Regions from separate parts of the Homo sapiens genome. Here region 2 is linked to region 1. A link is an interaction called in ENCODE POLR2A ChIA-PET data of the cell type or tissue named here. Cell type or tissue: OCI-LY7. All regions are shown on one strand. Each heading gives the region's core, and the rest is flanking DNA. Links, peaks and the distances in the headings are about the cores only.

Region 1 (2,918 bases), core at 249-2,748:
GAATTGGTGGTAATGGTAATGAGATGTCAGTTCAGAAGTCCCAGGCTGCTCATCATGGTTCACAATGGAAAGAGATCCTTTTCTTGCAACAGTGGAGTGTTACATACCTCGTCCAGGTTCAGCATGTTTTAAATGGTTGTTTGGGTATAAGAAATAGGTTCAGCAGAAGTCATCCTTTATAAAACCCTGTATCTTATGTGCTAAAAAGTATTCTTCCTTTTAGCATCTTTCATTTATCTGATGTTACTAAATGCGTTAAGGATAGAAGTGTGACTTAAACATCTGAATGATGTTTAGTTTCACCATTGCAGTGTGTATACCTTTATGCATGTAAAGGCAGTGTTGAAAAATTGTGACAACCAGGAGACTGGGGTTTCAGCACGATCAAAACAGCACCCATACTAGGGTCAGGCTGTTGGGAATTAGATCATCACTGGGGCCTTTCCTATTAGAGAGGAAAGAAACCCTATCTGGAGATGAATTGCCTTTCAAATGAGCAGGAAGTCTTGTGGCGGTTGTGTTTACCAAAAGACTATATCTGGATTGTAAAACTGTACTATTGTTATTCCTCAGAAAGCTAAACAGAATTACCGTATGACCCAGTAATTTTACTGCTATCTATGTACCCTGAATAATTAAAAACAGAGGCTCAAACAGATAACCTGTATGTCAGTATTCATAGCATTATTCATAGTAGCCAAAAAGTGGAAAAAACCCAAGTGTCTGTCAACAGATGAGTGGATAAACAAAATTTGGTTAATCTATAAACTGGAATATTCATCTATAAAAAGGAATGAAGTTGTGATGCATGGATACAACATGGTTGAACCTTAATGTTATACTAAGTGGGCTGGGCGCAGTGGATTACGCTTGTAATCCCAGCACTTTGGGAGGCTGAGGCAGGCGGATCACGAGGTCAGGAGATCGACACCATCGTGGCGAACACAGTGAAACCCCGTCTCTACTAAAAATACAAAAAAATTAGCCGGGCATGGTGGCGGGCACCTGTAGTCCCAGCTACTCAGGAGGCTGAGGCAGGAGAATGGTGTGAACCCAGGAGGCGGAGCTTGCTGTGAGCAGAGATCGCACCACTGCACTCCAGCCTGGGCAACAAAGCGAGGCTCCATCTCAAAAAAAAAGGTTATACTAAGTGAAATAAACTAGAACCAAAAAGACAAATAGCGTATGATTCCACTTACATGAAATACCTAGAATAGGCAAACTCATAAGGACAGACAGTAGATTAGAGGTTTTCAGGGACTGAGGGGAGGGGAGAATGGGGAGTTATTTCTTAATGAATACAGTTTCTTTTTGAGGTGGTGAAAGTTTTGGAAATAATGGTGATGGTTGCGCAATATTGTGAATGTAATTAATGCCACTAAATTGTACACTTAAAATGGTTAAAATGGCAAATTTCATGTTATATATATTTTATCACAATAAACAGTTATACCACTGTTAAAATATTAATCAGTATTTTGAGAAAAATGCTTATAGCTTAGAAGGCAATACTCACAGTTTTTGGGGATTCTTGTTAAATTCCTGTCACAAACTTTGAGGGCCTGTTATAAATGAAAAGGCACAAGCTGGGCATGGTGGCTCACGCCTGTAATCCCAGCACTTTGGGAGGCCAAGGCGGGTAGATCACCTGAGGTCAGCAGTTTGACACCAGACTGGCCAACTAAAAATACAAAAATTAGCCGGGCGTGGTGACGCGCGCCCGTAATCCCAGCTACTTGGGAGGCTGAGGCAGGAGAATTGCTTGAACCCTGGAGGCAGAGGTTGCAGTGAGCCAAGATTACGCCACTGCACTCCAGCCTGGTTGACAGAGTGAGACTCTGTCTCAAAAAAAAAAAAAAAAAGAAAGAAAAGAAAAGGCACTGCCTTCAAGGAGTTCATAATCTAGTCAAGATGTTAAGACATGCACACACATATTTTGAATGGTACTTGGAAATATAAATATTATTTGGAAAATAATAAAATGCAGATATCATGTTATAAAGTTTCAGAGGAGTGAGAGATTACTTTGACTTGGGTTTGAGGGATTGTGGCTGGAGTACTTAGTGATCTGGGAAGGCTTCATGGAAGAGGTGAGAAGTGGGGTGGGGAAGAATAAGGGATATTCGTGATGGAACAGTGTAAGCCAAGACAGCAGAGGGAAGACAGAAAAAGGGCACTATTGGGCAGAAGTGAGTAAAAGCTGTGTCTAGAGAGGAAGAAACATTAGTGGGAGAATAAATAGTAATAGATAAAGCTTGTGTTCTTCAGTGTCAGGCTAAGTCTTTAAATTTTATTATGTAGATGCTGGAGAATCATTAAAAACCTTTTGAGTAGGGGCTGTCATTCAGATAGAGTTGGCTATCTGGATAGAGACAGAGTAAGGATTGAGTGGAGCTTGGTAGGAACCAGGAGACTTGGAGATTGCTACAGTAGTTAAGGTGGAAGGTCAAGAGGGTCTGGGGTGTAAGTGGTGGCCTTCAAAGTGGAGAGGAAAGAGAGGTAGAAGACAGTAGAATCCATAGAACTTAGCCACTGATTTCGATATGGAGGACTTGAAAAGGAGTCGGGTTCTTCTGGGTGTTGGGGAAGTTGGTGGTGCATTAACAGAAATAAATAAGGCAGGAGGATGAACTGGCTTGAGGGAAAAAGGTTTTGTTACTTGCTTCGTTGATCACATGCAATGCTTAGCATGTTGCTGCCACTTAGTAGGTCCTCAGTAAATATTTGCAGTTTGACTATATATTTGAGTTTATTATTAAATCAGTCATTGAACTCCCAGATCTACATGGCCTACTTTTAGATTAGATTAGACAAATTAAATAGATTATAAACTTCCTAAAAGGGAAGGACAATGATTTCTGTCTTTGATTCTGACCCTACATGTTCTTCCCAACTGCTTTAGTTTGACGATTTTCACA
Region 2 (2,918 bases), core at 249-2,748, 49 kb before region 1:
TGATCTGCCCGCCTCGGCCTCCCAAAGTGCTGGGATTACAGGTGTGAGCCACTGCGCCTGGCCCTTTTTCTTCTTCTTTTTGAGACAGTCTCACTCTGTTGCTCAGGCTAGAGCGCAGTAGCACAATCACTGCTCACTGCAGCCTCTATCTCCAGGCTCAAGCAATCCTCCTACCTCAGCCTCCCAAGTAGCTGGGACTACAGGTGTGCAGCACCACTCCTGGCTAATTTTTTTTTTTTTTTTTTTTTAAGTAGAGAGGGGATCTCATCATGTTGCCCAGGCTGGTCTCGAACTCCTGGGCTGAAGCTATTCTCCTGCCTTGGCCCCTCAAAGTGCTGAAATTGTAGGCATCCCACAGGCCAAAGCTTTGTCTGAGATGAGAGAAAGCCTGATCCTGAGCCTGGCAGTCCTCCAGAAACAGTGCATCTCAGAGATCCTTGAACTAACATCCAGTCATGCAAAACGATATCTTATAGTCTCTCGTCTCTCCAGGAGGTAGATTTCCCCCTTTGTCCTTTGTCTTCCTTTCTTTTTCTTTCTTTTTTTTTTTCCGAGATGGAGTCTTGCTCTGTTGCCCAGGCTGGAGTACAATGGCGCTATCTCGGCTCACTGCAACCTCTGCCTCCTCAGTTCAAGTGATTCTTCTGTCTCAGCCTCTCGAGTAGCTGGGATTACAGGCACGCGCCACCAGGCCCAGCTAATTTTTGTACTTTTTTTTTTTTAGTAGAGATGGGGTTTCACCATGGTGGCCCGGCTGGTCTCAAACTCCTGACCTCAGGTGATCTGCCTGCCTTGGCCTCCCAAAGTGCTGGGATTACAGGCGTGAGCCATCTTGCCCGGCCTCCCCATTTGTCTTTATTTTACTTTATTTATTTTTTAAGAGATTTTCTTCATCTGTTGCCCAGACTGGAGTGCAGTGGTGCAATCATAGCTCACTGCAGCCTCGAACTCCTGAGTTCAAGGGATCCTCCTGCCTCAGCGTCCCAAGTCACTGGGATTACAGGCATGTGCCACCACACCAGGATCCCCTTTTCCTTTAAAGCTACGCATTTGAAGTATTGCTTAACAAACTTTTCTGATCAGGAGACTCATCTGGAGAATTCACATTCCAGGGCCTCACCATAGAGTCATTGAATTAATCTCCACTAAGGGAAGCAAGAGAACTGGAATTATTTAATAAGTAGTCCCAGATGGTTGTTATAGTTAGAAAAGTTTAGGTATCTCTGCATTAAAGCAGCATTACCCAAATTTTAATAGGCCTGCCAATCACCTGGGGATCTTGTTGAAATGCAGATTCTGGTTCAGACTTCTAGGCTGGCCTGAGAGTCTGCATTTCTCACAAGTTCCCAGGGAGTACCAAGTGGCTGGTTGGGGGACCACATTCTCAGGAGGAAGAGGAACTAACAATGGTGTGAACCGAATGTAGAGGCCTTAGTTATAATCCTCATTCATTGTCTATCAGTGCTTTATGACTTTGCAGAACTTTCACACTCGTATCCTCTTTTAACCATCAAAACTAGCAATCAGGCAGACTTCTGTAAGGAAAATTGCAGTTTCCCATGGATGCCCATTTATAAAAGGGAGACCATGCTCACTCATGCATGTAGTCAACAAATGGATTGTGCACCCATAGAGCTGCTAATGATGCCCCCAAAGGGGAAGAGAAAGGCTGGGCACATGGGTTCTCTCCACCTGCCCAGGGCTGGGTTTCTTATTATGGAAGTGCTTTAATAGCACTTTTAAACTGTGTCATCCTTTACAAAAATTTTCACTCTGGAAACTTCCATTAAGCTGCCTATGCCAGTCATTCTAACCATCTGAGTTCACACGCAGGTCTGGCCTGTTGGATGAAGCTCACTCATCACTTCCCTACTTTTGTGCACTTAGGTGTCCTTCTGCCTGAGTATGCACATACTAATTTTTTTTTTTTTTACTTTGAAATAATTTTAGACTTTGAGGAGAGTTGTAAGAACAGTACAAACCATAAAATGATGCAGCCACTTTAGAAAACAATTTGGTAGTTTCTTTAAAAGTTAAATATACATTCACCATATGATACAGCAATTTCACTCCTAGCTATATACCAAAAGAATTAAAAACAGGTGCTCAAACAAATTCTTGTATGTGAATGTTCATAGTAGCACTGTTCATAATAGCCAAAAAGCAGAAACAACCCAAGTGCCCATCAACGGATGAATGAAAAAACAAAATAGGTACATTTGTACAATGAAATATTATTCAACTATAAAAAGGAATGAAGTATTGATGCATGCTACAGTGAGGATGGAACTCAAAAACATGTTAAGTAAAAAAAGCCAGACACAAAAGGCCCCATATTGCATGATTCCATTTATATGAAATACCCAGAATAGGTACATCCATAGAGATAGAAGATAGCTTGGCGGTTGCTAGGGACTCATGGGAAGGGGAAATGGGACATGACTGTTTAATAGGTCTGAGGTTTCCTTCTGGAGTTCGTAGAGGTGGTAGTTGCACCACATTGTGAATGTTTTTTGTTTTTTGTGTTTTTTTTGAGACGCATTCTCACTCTGTCACACAGATCGTGCAGTGGCGCGATCTTGGCTCATTGCAAGCTCTGCCTCCTGGGTTCATGCCATTCTCCTGCCTCAGCCTCCTGTGTAGCTGGGACTATAGGTGCCTGCCACCACGCCTAGGTTTTTGTATTTTTAGTAGAGACAGGGTTTCACCCTGTTAGCCAGGATGCTCTTGATCTCCTGACCTCGGGATCTGCCCGTCTCAGCCTCCCAAAGTGCTGGGATTACAGGCGTGAGCCACCACGCCCAGCCATGAATGTATTAAAGGTCACTGAATTGTACACTTTAAAATGGTGAATCTGACCAGGCATGGTGGCTCAAGCCTATAACCCAATACTTTGGGAGGCTAAGGTGGGAGGATTG

The links. Peaks named below come from ENCODE experiments on the same cell type or tissue, not always from the same donor. Only the 100,000 strongest peaks of a DNase experiment are listed, where the experiment ranks them.
Region 2: POLR2A ChIA-PET joins it to region 1 with 7 read pairs; 6 of 35 experiments call an interaction of 5 or more read pairs at or near these places.

What each region holds. Positions count from the first base shown.
Region 1 is chr3:23,815,577-23,818,494 of GRCh38, forward strand. All of the region lies in intron 3 of UBE2E1 (ubiquitin conjugating enzyme E2 E1), which reads left to right. Among named protein-coding and RNA genes, the nearest start is that of UBE2E1-AS1, 10 kb to the left of the region's middle. In OCI-LY7, for the core only: no CTCF peak of the experiment used is centred there; no DNase peak of the experiment used is centred there.
Region 2 is chr3:23,766,346-23,769,263 of GRCh38, forward strand. No RefSeq gene overlaps it. Among named protein-coding and RNA genes, the nearest start is that of UBE2E1, 38 kb to the right of the region's middle. In OCI-LY7, for the core only: no CTCF peak of the experiment used is centred there; a DNase peak (open chromatin) is centred at 1,376.